Regions from separate parts of the Homo sapiens genome. Here region 1 is linked to region 2. Evidence: chromatin loops called from intact Hi-C (ENCODE). Cell type or tissue: gastrocnemius medialis. All regions are shown on one strand. Links, peaks and the distances in the headings refer to the core of each region. The heading gives the core; the rest is flanking DNA. Region 1 overlaps CACNA1S (calcium voltage-gated channel subunit alpha1 S). Region 2 overlaps IGFN1 (immunoglobulin like and fibronectin type III domain containing 1).

The links. Peaks named below come from ENCODE experiments on the same cell type or tissue, not always from the same donor. Only the 100,000 strongest peaks of a DNase experiment are listed, where the experiment ranks them.
Region 1: it touches region 2 in a loop (2.9-fold over the local background); 35 of 110 quality-filtered maps call a loop at or near these places.

What each region holds. Positions count from the first base shown.
Region 1 is chr1:201,083,169-201,090,585 of GRCh38, forward strand. It overlaps CACNA1S (calcium voltage-gated channel subunit alpha1 S), which reads right to left. Exons shown (of 44, transcript NM_000069.3): 6 at 6,090-6,295; 7 at 4,658-4,761; 8 at 2,268-2,413; 9 at 1,782-1,863; 10 at 1-154. Among named protein-coding and RNA genes, the nearest start is that of CACNA1S, 26 kb to the right of the region's middle. In gastrocnemius medialis, for the core only: CTCF peaks have their summits at 2,932 (motif pointing right) and 3,136; a DNase peak (open chromatin) is centred at 2,943; H3K27ac peaks cover 3,577 bases.
Region 2 is chr1:201,219,294-201,227,119 of GRCh38, forward strand. It overlaps IGFN1 (immunoglobulin like and fibronectin type III domain containing 1), which reads left to right. Exons shown (of 24, transcript NM_001164586.2): 19 at 2,151-2,453; 20 at 3,446-3,534; 21 at 5,386-5,581; 22 at 6,531-6,830; 23 at 7,589-7,826. Among named protein-coding and RNA genes, the nearest start is that of IGFN1, 32 kb to the left of the region's middle. RefSeq lists a silencer at 3,682-3,791 and an enhancer at 6,263-7,255. In gastrocnemius medialis, for the core only: a CTCF peak has its summit at 3,796 (motif pointing left); a DNase peak (open chromatin) is centred at 3,748; H3K27ac peaks cover 453 bases.

The DNA of each region.
Region 1 (7,417 bases), core at 1-5,000, 140 kb before region 2:
ACGGGTCAGCCAGAGAGGCTGGTTGTGGTGCTCTGAGGCGATAGACAGGGTGTTGAGGGCAACGATGAGAATCACCAGCCAATAGAAGACCTTGGACTTCACGATGTCATGGCACTTCCAGCGAAAGATGCGGTTCCACTGCCTCCAATGTCGGCTGAGGGAGGGGACAGAGGATGGTCTACAGTGCTGTGCTGTTCTACGCCCCACCTGTCCAAGCTACCTTCAGACAAACTCCAGGCATGCGTAGCCTGACCACCCCACTTCCGCCAGCCACATGAGAGAAGCTCAGGGCATGAGCTAGGGAGCCAGACTGAGTAAAATCCTCCATCTTTCACAGAAGAGCGATAATGACACAAACCTCCGAGGCAATGGAATGAGAGGATGCACGCAAAATGCTTAGCACAAGTGCCTGGCAAGGAGCAGACGCTCCGTGTGGTTTAATTTTAGTTAAAGCAACTCTGAGATGCCACGTTTTGCCCCTTATCAAAGGCCACTCTTCAACAAATTAATAATATCTGGGGAGGGTGAGGGGAAATGAGCTTTGACAGTACAATCTTTTTGGGATGAATTGGCAGCACTTACCAAAATTTAAAGTCTATATGCTCTGTTTATTAATGTTTTATTATTTATTTATTTAGACAGGTCTTGCTAGGTTGCCCAGACTGGACTTGAACTCTTGTGCTCAAGTGACCCTCCCACCTCAGACTTCCGAGGAGCTGGGAGTAGCTATACCCTTTGACCCAGCAAGTCTATTTCTAGAGTTCCTTTGGCAGAAGTGGTCATACTCATCCACAACTGTTCCCTGCAGCACTGTTTGTATCGCCAAAGAGGGGAAAAATTAACTACATTATGGCATATTCATCCTGTGGAATGTTTTACATCCAAAGATACAAGAAGGAAAGTGAATCTGCTCCGAAAATTGCTCTCAATAGATAATTTTAAGTAAAAAAAGGTAAGTAACTAGATAATCCTTTATTGGATTATCCTTTAGTGTGTATTATATTCATTTATTTGACAAATATTTGGCAACACCTCATATGTGCTAGGCACTCTTCTAGTCCCTGTGGTGACAGTAGTTAACATAAACAACCCCATTATGTAAAAAATCAAAACAAAAACAAAAAAATCCTGGCACGTGTGTGTGTGTGCAAGACGGATGAAAGCACAGAAAAGATCTTAGAGGCTGCACATCTGTTACCATGGTTACCTCTTTGAAGGGCACTGGAGACCTTCATCTTTTCTTTGATGTATAGCTCTATTGTTTGATCTTTCAAAATCATAATTAAGTATGAATTTGTAAAAGGAAACAGCCAACCAAATAAACAAACCCTCCTCTTAAGACAATGGCGAGAGAGCGTGGAGTGTGCTCTTGCCTCCAGCCTCCTTCCTGAGGGGCTCCCGGTTTGTGCAGCCTCTGCTGTGTACACTTTCCCTCTTCCCTCGCAGAGGTTTCCAACATGAATGACCTCACCCAGCTCTGCCCTGATCAGGGTGAAGTAGCAGCAAGCATGCTCACTGCTCCTGGAGGCTCCCAGTGTCCTTCTTATGTGCTATATAAATAGGTCATCTGCTCAGGACCCCTCTGATCACACATTCCCCGAGGATCTGGTCCCTGCGGAGTCCCTCAGAGCAGGAACTGGCCCTATTTTCTTAAAAAGGCTGCCTTTCTAAAGGATTAGACAAGTGACTCTGAAACCACTGAGGGGAAGTAACTGGACTCTACCCTCATGTCTCAGGGAGCTGGGGGTTGGGGGTTCCTGGGGCAGTGGGCAGATACTCACATGAACTGGATGATTTTGTTCAAGCCTGCAATTTCATACAGGCTCTCTGTGTCAGAGCCACCTTCATCCAAAGACAGTTTTCCTGGAGACAGGAGAGAAAGAGTCAGCCAGCCTTCGGGGCCCCTCTGGGCTGGACACACCTGGACTGGGCACCCGAGACAAGGGCCCATTGACCAGAGACATCTGCAACAATGGGTCCTAGGTAGGCCTGGATTGCTTCGTGCTTTCCAGAGACTGAGAGTTCCAAGAGCTAAAGAGCCCACTTTATCTGCAGGGGAGGCGCTATGAGGATGGGCAGCAAGTACCTTTGGGAAGAGCTCTGGTCACACCTGGATCTTACCATTTTGAGCCATTTTGCTTTAGGCAAGTCACTCACCCTCAAAGGACTAATGTTGGACTTGCTCAGTGGGCCTGATTGCAAGGTATGACTCAGAGGTGGGAGTGAGAGAGTGGGGTGAGTGCTGACCACAGCCTTTGGGCCCAAACCTTCTCTGAAGTCCTCAACATCCATGACCTCGCCCTGCGTGATCCAGCTCATGTAGCCCCGAAGGTCCTCATCTAGTTGCTGCTTCTCCCGGAGCTTCTGGAAGGTTCCCCTGGACTTGGCCTTCTCCCGCTCCTTGGTGAATTCCCTGAAATGAGATGGGGGAGCCAGGAGAGGAGGAGAAGAGGGAACAGTGTCAAGGAAAGACTGAGCTTCCTGAGGACAGACAAGCCCATTCTGTGACTGGAGCGCTCCTTTTTCTGGCCCCGGGGTGTTGCCTGGGGTCCAGGTGCCCCTCAAGGTGGCTGAGAGACAGCCCCTCTCACTTCCTGCTCACCCGTCCCCACCCTCCAGGAACATCCTGGAGTACTCCTTGCCCCTTCCTCATTTCTTTCTTCTCATCCATCTCATTGTCTCCTGCCTTGTTTTGGGGTTCCCCTTGCACATTAGGGGTTAATGACAAGGCAGTCCATTGCCTAACTGAATCAGCCACGGAGCCTCAAATTGGCCATACTGCCCCAACCCTTCAAACTACCTTAGAAATTTAGTTTTGTACAGACCAAAGGCCTGGGGAAAATTCTCCTTGGACTCCAAGGAACCAGTTGGCATGGCTGGAAGAAAAGGACCCAAGGCTCCATGAGGGATCTTCAGGCCAGCAGAGGGCAGCCCTGGGCTATGACCACCTGCCCCGCAGGGCAGGAGGAAGAAGACAGCACAGGGGTAGTCTCTGAGGAGCTGCGCCTGGCAGCCAGGAGGGGTTGGCCCACAGGGCAGGTCGAGTTGCCCTGGTCAGGTGGGGTCCAGGGAGGGGCTCTTGACCAGTTTGTGCCATGGACCCTTTGAAAGTCCAGTTAAGCCTATGGATCTCTCTTCAGAATAATGTGAAATGCACAAAATAAAACCATAGCATGACAAAGAAGCCAGTTACAGCTAGGCTTCACTTAATGACTGGGATGCGTTCTGAGAAAGGCATTGTTAGGTGACTTCATCTCTGTGCAGACATCAAGAGCGTACTTGCACAAACCTAGATGGGAGAGCCGACTACACATCTAGGCTACATGGCATAGCCTATTGCTCCTAGCCTACAAACCTGGACAGCGTGTTACCATACTGCATACCGTAGGCGATTGTATCTGTGGATCTAAACATAGCTAAACATAGAGAAGGTACAGTAAAGATACAATCTTAGCGCACCACTGTTGTGGATGCAGCCCGTCATTGACTGAAATGTCATCATGCAGCACATGACTGTATGTTAAAATATAGTTATCCATACAAAAAAATTGTGATCAAGTAATACATTTGCTTTTTCATTAACTCATTAGCAAGATCTAGCTGCAGGTTTTATATCTATCATAATTTCAAAGTATGGAGTAGTTAGTGTAAATACTATTCGCAACAACTGTAATGTGACATGATTTCTATTAGGACAAGTCATAGGCCCTGCTAATAGCACTGTGGTTTGTTGCCTATGTTCATTACTAAAGGAAACACTAAATTTCAGTTACAATTGTGAAAAATAAAGATAAATGTTTCCTATGCAAGTTTACAGACTCCCAGAATTCTATCTATAGACTGCCTGGAAGGAAGCTTCTGGAATGGGATGATACCAATGGGGAAGAAGGCTGATGGTGACTTCTAGCCTCTCTGCTGTGCTGGGGTGGGTGGAGGGATGACAGCAGGACTGGTCTCAAAGAGAACAGCTCTCATTAATAATGACCATTAGTATTTAGTGCTTATTTTGTGCTGGACTCTGTTCTAAGTACTTTATATGTATTAACTTATTTAATCCTGACAACAACCCTATGAGATAGATACTGAAATAATTCTTAGGTGGCAGATGTGGAAATTAAGGCACAGAGAAGTTAGGTAATTAGGTAAAGCTCACACAGCCACCAAGCAGTAGTGCAGGGATTTAAATGTGGGCATTCTAGCTCCAGAGTCTGTGTGCTTAACCGAAAGCCCCACCGCCTCTTAGTGCTAAGGCTCCACTTAGGCACCCCCGGGGCCAGGAGGCTGGAGTTTCAGGGGCTTCACTGAGGAGTGTCAAAACAGAGGGACGGGAGGGGTGAGAATGGGGGAAGACTTGAGGAGGAGGAAAAAGGCAAATTAAAAATTGAAGGGCTCCTGTGTGCCTCTCCTCTCTTCCTGCTCACCAGGAAGGAAGCGCTCTTGGCCCAACTGAGATGACAGGGAACCCAGGGATGAGCCGAGGGCCTGACTCACAGCCCCCTGCCCTGCTCCACTCCTTCCTCCTCCTCCCTTCTCTCCTCCTCCTCTCCACTCGCCCCCCACCCCTCCTGTTTCTTTTCCCTCCGTTCCTTTTCCTTCCTCCTCCTTCTCCCCTCCTCCTCTTTCTCTTTTCTCCCCTGGCTACCTTTGAATTTCTTACCCACTCAGGACACCCAGCACCAGGTTGAGGATGAAGAAGGATCCCAGCAAAATGAGGGTGACAAAATAGATCCAGGGCCACTCATTCCCGATGGCATCATTGACCTGGTCAGGACAGAAGTGTGATCCTCTGAGTTGAGGGCTTGGTTCCTCTTCCCCAAGTCTGCTCATTAAGACTCCACCCAACCCTGGGGGACAAGGAGAGAAGCCACGCTGGGATATTGAGGGGACATTTTTCCTAACCTGAGGACTAGTCTGGAAGAACTTTTCCAGCCTGAGGACTAGGATCTGGTCTGGAAGGATCTCCCTAGGGAGACCTTGCTGACTGCCTACCTGGCCCGGGCAAGACTGACCTAATTTCCCTCCAACCAAGAGTGTCTCCTATCTGCCTCCCTCACTTGATCTCCCTCATAGACTCTATCTCCAGTTGATTTATTTAAAGCCAAGATTTTTCAAATGAACAACGTCTGTGACCCCGGACAAGTCACCTAACATCTCTGAGCATTATTCCCAACCATCTAATGGCGATAATGACATGGGCTGTCTCTCCTCACAGGCTTGATACAGAGGTGAAATCATACATGTGACAGTCCTTTGACATTTTAAATAATTTGCTCTCCTAATACACACTTACAATAAATATTTGTACTAATCCTTGGTATTTGCAAAGCATTTGACAGTTTTACAATCCCCCCACCCCCACAATAGGCGGCGTCATATTGTGGTTAATTCTGGATTGGAGCCAGGGGGATCAGAGTTCGATTCTTGGCTCTGTTGCTCACTAAGTTCTTAACCATGGGCAAGTTACTTTAATCTCTCTGAGCCTCAGTTTCTTTATCTGTAAAATGGGAGCAATGCCTTCCATCATTGAAGGATGAAATAAGAAATCTAGCTCTTAACAAACACCAAATAAATAATATACTCCAACAAAGAAACTCTTACTGGAGTGTTGACTGTGTGCCGGGCACTGTTGTAATTCTCCCACTAACTCTGATATAGACAGTATTATTATCCTTATTTTATAGGTGAGGAAACTAATATCTAATAATAGTTATATGGGAAAGCAGTCTTGCAGAGGCAAGGAAAAAGACTCAAAGGGCCCTTCGTTCCTCAAAAAGTGTGAAATTCTAAGCCATCAGAATTGAGTCACTCACAGCCAGGTTTTTCCTGGTTTCCATTCTTCACCCGCCCCTTGGATCCTGCACAGACATATTGTATCATGGGGATTTCCCCATAGGATGCTGGGGCACATACCTGGGAACCAGAAAGGGACACACATCCTGTATAGATTCCCCAGGGAGGAGCAAGAGGGAGCTGTGGTCACGCAAGTCAGAGACTGGCCTCCTGTGTGGACTGGCAAGCCCTCCCTCCCCACTCCCTTGCAAGCCTGTGGATGAAGGGAGATGGTTCTGCAGGCGCGGGCCCAGACCCACCCAGTAAAGGACGTCAGTCCATCCCTCCATGGTAATGCACTGGTACACGGTGAGCATGGAGAAGCCGAAGTTGTCGAAGTGGGTGATGCCATGGTTGGGCCCTGGCCAGCCGCCCCGGCACTCACTGCCATTGATGGTGCACCGGCGCCCTGAGCCCGTCCTGGCGCAGGGCGATGGCTCTTCATTCTCCACCGTGGCCACGATATCTGGAGGCAGAAGGCAAAGGGAACATCAGACAACAGTAGTAGGTGGACAACGACAGGAGGAAAGGTGTATAAGAGCAATTTAAGAGAATTGAGCAGTAAGTCTAAAGACACTCTGCTGAAAATGCAAAAGACAGCTTCACATGGAGCAGACGGTGACAGTGAAGAGGAATGCCTTGGGCTGAGGATGGCTACAGGCAGCGGGAATTATGTCTTGGGCCCCTGGGCCTCATGGCAGGGTCGGCTTCTAGGATTAATTGTCCTAAGCAGTGCAACCCATGAAAGAGGAGTAATCTGAGTGTCATTTGTCCCCACAGAACTTTAAAAAAGAAGGCAGCTGCCTGGCTGGAGCAGGGCTGGAGGTGGAGGGCTCACATGTTCTGACTTGAGAGTTCTGTCTGGGAGGTGAAATTGGAGAAGCTCCAAAAGCACTGGGCTGAGCTTTACAAGATACCCAGCTGACGGGGCAGGGGTCTGCACTCAGGGGAAGTTCCCACCAGGCCCGAGCCTGCACTCTCCTTTGTTCCCCTGGATGATGCTTTCTTGTCTCTAAAATCCTGTACTTCTGATGACATCCTGCATCTCCTTTTATCTTAGGATGTTTTACAGTCTCCTTTTGTGTTCAGAGATTAGATTGGCTCATCAGAACTGGAACACCCTGCCTTACCCATATTTATCTATTTACCATGTAGGCTCAATGCTCTGAAGATGGAAAGGAGAGGACATTGATGGGTCTGTAGGGGCCCTGACCCCATGAAGTCAGAAGCCCCGATCCGAGAGGGGCTTTTGAGCACTGCTGCTCAGCATTCCTCAAGATCTCATGAGAACACCAGTGAGACCTCCAAATTTGGGTTGAAGGTGTGATCAAAGGTCACCTCCTATCCATCCTGATAATGCTTATGATAGGATGTAGATTGTGGTGGTGATGGGAGGAGGCTGAAATGGGAGGGGTCTAGGAATATAATCCCTGAAAGCTGGACCAGAGTTTACTCTTGTGAGTTGGGTTTAGGACTGGTGTTGACTGTCCCTTTGTTGTCAGCGGTCATGAGGAGGTGAGTAGAGTCTTCTGAGACACTGAAGGCCTAGAACAGTTATTCTGGTGAGTTCAATGCCAGGGCTTATGGA
Region 2 (7,826 bases), core at 1,486-6,485:
AGGTAAATCAATCCTGGTCTCTGCCCTTGAGAAACTTATAGTCTGAGATAGCATTTTCTATCTGAGACCTGTGGTCTTGGGAACATGGAGTGTATTGAGAGATGCCAACAGACATTCTGAGAACAGGAACAGCAAAAAATGTCTGTGATTAAAGATGTGTATGATGTGAGCTTTTGATGTTTCCAAGTCCTGCAGGGGAAAAAAACCTGTCTAACCTTGATCCAAATCTAGCTTTTTCACAAAATACCTATTAAAAGCGTCACTCCAAGGCGTACAGCTTAGAAAATGCTGCTCTGTATTTCTCATCCCCTAATCAGTTTGCCTACGCCAAGTCCTCTAGGGAGCAGCACATTTCTGGCACTTGACGGATGGGCCAGGTGGTCAACACCTGGAGAGCATCTCTGTGCCCCACAGGGCCCAGCCCACTGCAGGTGTTCAGGCTGTTTGAATGAACCCAACAAGACCGAAACATTCTGTACATTTCATTGTTCAAGTGGTATCTGAGTTTTAGTCCTAGGAAGGGCAGGACATGGAATGGAGGGATGGGGGAGGAAAGCCGGCCCATGCAACTTACTCCTTGCAAATGGACCAAGCCTGTCCTATCTTTTCTTTTCTTCTCTGTTCTTTTCTTTTCTTTCTCTCTCTCCTTCCTTCTTTCTCTCTCTCCTTCTCTCTTTCTTTCTTTTTTCTGTCTGTCTGTCATTCTTTCTTTCTCTCTCTCTCTCCCCCTTCCTCCCTCCCTGTCTTCTTTCTTTCTCTTTCTGTTCTTTTTTTTCCTTTCTTTCTCTTTTTCTTTCTTTCTTTCTCTCTCCCCCTTCCTCCCTCCCTCTCTTCTTTCTTTCTCTCTCTCCCCCTTCCTCCCTCCCTCTCTTCTTTCTATCCCTTTCTTTCTCTCTCTCTCTCTCTCTCTAACAGGGTCCACTCTTTTACCCAGGCTGGAATGCAGTGATGCAATCTCGGCTCACTGCAGCCTTGAACTCCTGGCCTCAAGCAATCCTCCTGCCTCAGCCTCTTAAGCAGCTGGAACTATGAGCATGTGCCACCACACCCTGCTAATTTATCTTTTTGTAGAGACAGGGTCTCACTATATTGCCCAGGCTGGTCTTGAACTCCTGCTTTCAAGCTATCCTCCTGCCTCGGCCTCCTAAAGTGCTGGGATTACAGGCATGAGCCATGGGCCCACAGCCTGTTAATCTCTTTTATCAGTGGTGGGAAGTAGAGACAATAGATAGGATAAGCAGTGTCTAACAGTAGCCACAGCAATCACTACATTTTCTGGATTCTTGCTGCTAAGCAAGGCCCATGGCCCAGAAACATCATCTTATTAGAACTTATGAGAAATGCTGAATCTCAGGCCTCACCCCAGACCTACTGAATCAGGGTCTATATTTTTTACAAAAATCCCCAGGTAACTTCTATACTAATTAAAGTTTGAGAAGTACTGCCCTAGCCCAGTGGTTTTCAAACTTCATTGCATATGTAGAAACACCTGGAAAACTCTTAAAAATGTTGATGCCTAGACTGCACCCCAGACTAATTAAATCAGAATCTCTGGGGTGGCATCTAGGTGCCAGTATTTTTAAGCTCACCAGGTGATTCCAACGTGCAGCCAGACTTGAGGGCCAGAGCCCTTTCACACTCATTGTGCTTTTTGCTTGTTCTAAAACCTCTGTGGGTAGGTGGGGCTATTATTATTGTTCTCATGTAATAAGTGGAGAACAAGAAGCCTGCACTGAGTACCCAGAAGGCAGAGTCGTGACTCTAAGAGCTTAGAGTCCAGAATAAAAACACATGGAAGTCTAGTCATACGGGATAATGGAACCCAAGAGGTCATCAACTAAAATATCAGTTTTCAGGAATTACAGAAGGATAGTTAGGAGAAGGCATTTGGCAGGTTGGTGAATGAATGAGGGGAATGAGTTGAGGGAGGCTTCCTGGTGGAGGTGGCCTGGGATCTGTGTGCATAACGGAGACAAAGTGCTGGTTACAGTAAGAATTTGGAACAAGGTAGGTGCTTCAGGAAGAATCTAAAGGCAGAATTGCTAAGTGAAAACAATTCCCAGTCTCCCACAAGGAAGGCTAATCAATATCCACACTGAGTGGCCTCCCTCAGGAGATGCCATTCCTGACTCTCCCATGGTGCCTGGCAGGACCCCCTGGGCTGGTGAGGAATCTCCAAGTCACAGACAGATCGAACACCAGCATCACTCTGAGCTGGGCTGGGCCAGACACCCAGGAAGGGGATGAAGCCCAGGGGTATGTGGTGGAGCTGTGCAGCTCAGACAGTCTCCAGTGGCTCCCGTGCCATGTGGGCACCGTGCCAGTCACCACCTACACGGCCAAGGGGCTTCGGCCTGGAGAGGGCTACTTCGTGCGGGTGACAGCAGTTAATGAAGGAGGCCAGAGCCAGCCCAGTGCCCTGGACACATTAGTGCAAGCCATGCCTGTTACTGGTGAGTGCTGCCTCCTTCCCCGACCCCTGAGCCCTGCAGGCCTCTCCTAAGAGGGGGCCCCTGAGTAGCCGCAATGCACTTACTAAGCCAGGATCCCCACCCTCAGTTTCAGGAAGTAACATTTATTGAGCACCTACTAGGTGCTAGGTACTGGGCTAGGCAGTCCCTTCTTAGAAATGTTTTCTCATTACGACTCATAACTATACTACAATATTAATGTTTTTATTCCGAAGTTACAGAGAAGGAAACTGAGGTTCAAGGTACTTTGCCCTAGTTGTCACTAATGGTATGTGGTACAGCCAGGATTTAAACCTGGAGACTCCAAAGTTGATGTTCTGTAGGAGAGAGAGTGGCTGCTTCCCGGGCATGGCCTTCGAAGGCCTAAGGGCCGCTCAGCTCCCATGGTTCACGTTCAGAATGGGACATGCCCAGCTCCCCGTTATTATTGAAAAGAGGATTGTCTTTCCCTTTGGGCTTTAACCACCACAAGCACCTGATCTGCCTTTGACCCAAGCTGACACTGGGCCACCCCAGCTGACCCTAGTCATCACTATGGCAGTAGGGAGTCACAAACACAGCACACGGAGTCCAAAGTCCCAGAATCTTGTCCTGGCTCTCTCCCGAACAAGGTGTGACCTCAGGCAAGTCATTTCCTGTCTTAGATTGGTGTTTATCTCATCTGCAAAACATAAGCGCTCTGCCACATGTCTGCATCTTCCTCTGTTCCAGCCTAGTCCACCCCTCTCCCTGCAGGGTTCCTTTCTCAGCTCCTGTCCCTCCCCCGCTAGCATCTCCCCATCAGCCCCTGGGGTCTCCCCTGAAGATTCTGCTCCCAGCTGTACTCCAGTCCTTTAGAGGCCCCAGTATGTTGGGATCTCAGCATCAATCCGACTGGCCCAGTCTTCCCCTCCAGCCCTACCTTGCTGGGGACCTGGGGCTGGGGTCCAACTGTGAGGGAGGAGGGAGGTAACCAGTCCTCTTGTGCGTTTCAGTCTGTCCCAAGTTCCTCGTGGACTCCAGCACCAAGGACTTGCTGACAGTCAAGGTCGGGGACACAGTTCGTGTGCCCGTCTCCTTTGAAGTGAGTGTACCTGCAGGGGTGTGGGGAGGGAAGCCCAGAGAGGCCAAGGGGGCCAGACTCAGCCCTGTGGCTCTCTTTTCTTCCCTGTTCCTTTTTGGCCCCTAGTCAGTGCTTGTGGAAATCACTGACTGGGCTTGTGGAAATCAGGTGAGAGACATGAGGCAGGAAGGATTCAGGTCCTCCTTGAAGGTACTGCCCTCACTTGGCGGCTGGGTGGCCATTCTGCTCCAGGCCTGCAAATCCCTCTAGTGGTAGCTTCAGCTACTGCACCTCCAAACTAAGGCTCTTCGGTTCTCCACCTCTCCTAGTCTGGGAATTCAGGGAGCCGGTCGTGCAGATGATCCCCTTTGACTTCACAATGTATTTTTGTGCAAGCACATGACCTATATTTGACTCAGGGTGATCCTTAACCAACACCAACACCACCTGACTTTACAACAGTAGGGTGGTGGCTAAAAGTACAAACTGCCTGGGTTCAAATTTTGATGTCATCACTCACAGCCGTTTGACTTTGGACAAATATTATTTATTTATTTATTTATTTATTTATTTATTTATTTTGAGATGGAGTCTCACTCTGTCACCCAGGCTGGAGTGCAGTGGCACGATCTCGGCTTACTGCAACCTCCACCTCCCGGGTTCTAGCGATTCTCCTGCTTTAGCCTCCCAAGTAGCTGGGATTACAGGCGCATGCCATCACGCCCGGCTAATTTTTGTATTTTTAGTAGAGATGGGGTTTCGCCGTGTTGGCCAGGCTGGCCTCTCAAACTCCTGACCTCACGTAGTCTGCCCACCTCGGCCTCCCAAAGTGCTGGGATTACAAGTGTGAGCCACTGTGCCCAGCCAGAACAAATATCTTAACATCTCTGTGTTTCACCTTCCTCATCTGTCAAAAGGGGATAATAATAGTAACCTACCTCAAAGGTCTGAGGGTTCAAGGAATTAATATATTGAAAGTGTATATGTAGGGCCTGGCATATGACAGCACCCAATATGTTTTAATATTATTATTGTTTAAAATCATCATCATCTGTGTAGGAATTCAAACCAGTCTATCTTACTCTAAATGACTTGTTCTTAACCACAATAATGACAATGATAATGATGGCAAAAATATTTAATGCACATTGAGTAGTTACCATGTCCTAGGCCTTGTTCTCTCTGCTTTCCGTGTATTTATTATTAACGCCTTAAATTCTCAGAACAATCCTGTGAGGTCAGTTAGTGACTATCAGCATCTTCGTTTGACTCTGGTGCCCACCGTGCCCTGTACTGAGGGCCCCGTAGGGAGTTGACGGCATGGTCACCAAGCAGCTGGGCTGGCCTTCCCACCCTGCTCAGGGTCACCACAGTTCAAGGCCAGGACACCGCAATCTTCCTCCTAGACTATTGCCAAATTATCTCCTACATGGTCTTGGCTGCCAGGGTGGTTAACACTCCCCTCCCCACACATCCCTTCTCATTCCCATCCCACCCCCTGCCATGTGAATCCAGAACTCATTATGCTTTCCTGCTCAGAATCTGACAACAGCGGCTCCTGGCTGAGAGGATAATGTCCAGATGTCTGTAGAGGTGTGACGTGGAGGGCACTTTGCATTTTTGCCGAACCTCTTCGTCCAACTTCCTTTCTTGTTCTACCGCCCCCCTACCATACCCGCCTGCCAACCTCACACTTTATCACCACCCCTCTTTCCCACCTGTGTTTTCTTGTCGACGTTGTGTTTTCTGGTCGACTTTCTCCTTGTAGAAGACTCTTCTCACCGCTTCTACCTTTGGCCTAGCTTAAATGCCATCACCTCCATGAAACTGCCAGCTTCCCCTTCTCAACTTTTCCTTCCTCTCCTTTCTCAGGCCATGCCCATGCCTGAGGTGACCTGGCTGAAGGATGGCTTGCCCTTGCCCAAAAGAAGTGTGACTGTCACTAAGGATGGCCTCACCCAGCTTCTGATCCCTGTGGCTGGACTCTCAGACAGTGGTCTCTACACTGTGGTGCTGAGGACCCTGCAGGGGAAGGAGGTTGCCCACAGCTTCCGTATCAGGGTGGCAGGTGAGGCAGGCCTTGCTCTGGGCTCTGGACGCTGGCTCGGCCACTCACCAAGGCAAAGAGGTGTCCACTGGTCTGATCATAGGTCTCAGCCACTCTACCAGGGCTGGGTATGCAAAGTGACCATTCTCCACCTTTCCTCCATGCTTGATGATAGAAAGTAGAAAGGACCCCAGAAGATCCCCTGGGGACTTCCATTGTCCTTCTGCCTCAGGAGCCTAGAGACAGTCATGTCATGTCTCCTCTCCGACCTCAGTTATCCTTCCCGTTGAGTCAGTGAGCAGAGGCGGTTACCACTGTTACATCACTCCAAAGACCCAGGGGACAAAATTGTCTGCAGCCGTTGCACAGGATAAAGGCTTTCCTCCCCAGCTGTGGCTCCACACAGCCCCTGCCCTGGAGGAGCTTCTGGATATCCAGAAATGATCAAATAGACTAACAGTGGGGGCTCTGTAATGCAGCTTCATGAGAGCCCTGCCTCTGTCCAAAAATGCATGCCTTGTCCTGTGTCATTTTACTTAAAAACTGAAGTGAATTCAGTGAAACCCCATCTCTGCGAAAAATACAAAAAATTAGCCGAGCGTGGTGGTGGCCGCCTGTAGTCCCAGCTACTTGGGAGGCTGAGGCAGGAGAATGGCGTGAACCCGGGAGTTGGAGCTTGCAGTGAGCCGAGATCGTGCCACTGCACTCCAGCCTGGGTGACAGAGCCAGACTCCGTCTCAAAAAACAAACAAACAAACACACTGAAGTGAATTAAAATTACTCTTTTGGGGAGATTTTCTACCCTCTAGAGATAACTGTGGACCGCTGGCCAAGCTTACTCTGGGTCCAGCTACTTGTGTGGCAAGACTGCGTTCCCCAGGACCCTCAGAAGTCCTGGGACCTGGAGGGGGCTGGTAGCAGCCCTGCTGGGTCCCCTCCACGTGACCTCCCTCTGCCGTCTCTCCTGAAGCATGCCCGCAGGCCCCTGGGCCCATCCACCTGCAGGAGAACGTGCCTGGGACGGTGACGGCCGAGTGGGAACCCTCTCCTGACGAGGCCCAGGATGTCCCGCTGCACTACGCGGTGTTCACACGCTCCTCAGCGCACGGTCCCTGGCACGAGGCAGCCGACCGCATCCACACCAACCGCTTCACCCTCCTGGGCATCCTCCCCGGCCACGAATACCACTTCAGGGTGGTGGCCAAGAATGAGCTGGGGGCCAGCAAACCCTCGGACACCAGCCAGCCCTGGTGCATCCCCCGGCAGCGCGGTAAGCAGCCCCTGAGAGGGAGGAGCAGGCAGGGTGGGGGTTGCGCTCTGCAATGCAGTGGGATGCACCCAAGCATGGCAAGCGCGCAGGATAGGGACTGTGGCAGGGATGGCCTGGAGCATGCCAAATAACAGCCAGCAGCCCCGAGCTGCTGCTCCTCCCGCTCCTGCCTCACACCCACCTGTTCTGGCATCCTCTGCACCCCGACCTCCGTGGGAAGAATGAGATTGGTGTGGGTGTTTTGGTGTCTGAGGTGCCTTTGGGAGGATTTTCAAAAGCAGCCACAGACAATAAGGCAAATAGAGGTTAATGTTTCTCTGAAAACAAAGTGTATATTTTACCGCAAAGTAGATGTGGACCTTAAGATCAGTCACAGAAAAGCAGGCTATAAAATCAAATCAAGGTTTCATTTTCATAAAATACAAAAATTTCAGGAAAGCTCTACACCAGAATGTCAGCTATAGTCATCTATAGGTAGTGAGATTATGATTTGGTTTTTATTCTTTCTCCTTTGATTCTCTGTGTATTCTAATTGTCCACAGTGAATGTGTATTAGCTACAAAAAAAAATCCATAAAGAATTTTAGGAAAAGGATAGAATGAGGCAAGCCTTGGGGTCCAAATTTGCAGGCAAGATGTGGCAGGAAATCCCAGATAAGGCCTACATGGTAGCTTCATGAACTCTTTACCCAGACCCGGGTCTCAGCCAGGCCTTCCTCGCTTTCTCACCCTCTTCTCTCACCCCGGCTTTCACCACAGACAGGTTCACAGTGAAGGCTCCGTGCTACCGGGAGCCCGACCTGAGCCAGAAGCCCCGGTTCCTGGTGGGCCTGCGGTCCCACCTGCTGCCCCAGGGCTGCGAGTGCTGCATGAGCTGTGCCGTGCAGGGCTCGCCCCGGCCCCACGTCACCTGGTTCAAGAATGACCGCAGCCTGGAAGGAAACCCCGCGGTGTACAGCACTGACCTGCTGGGCGTGTGCTCCCTCACCATCCCCAG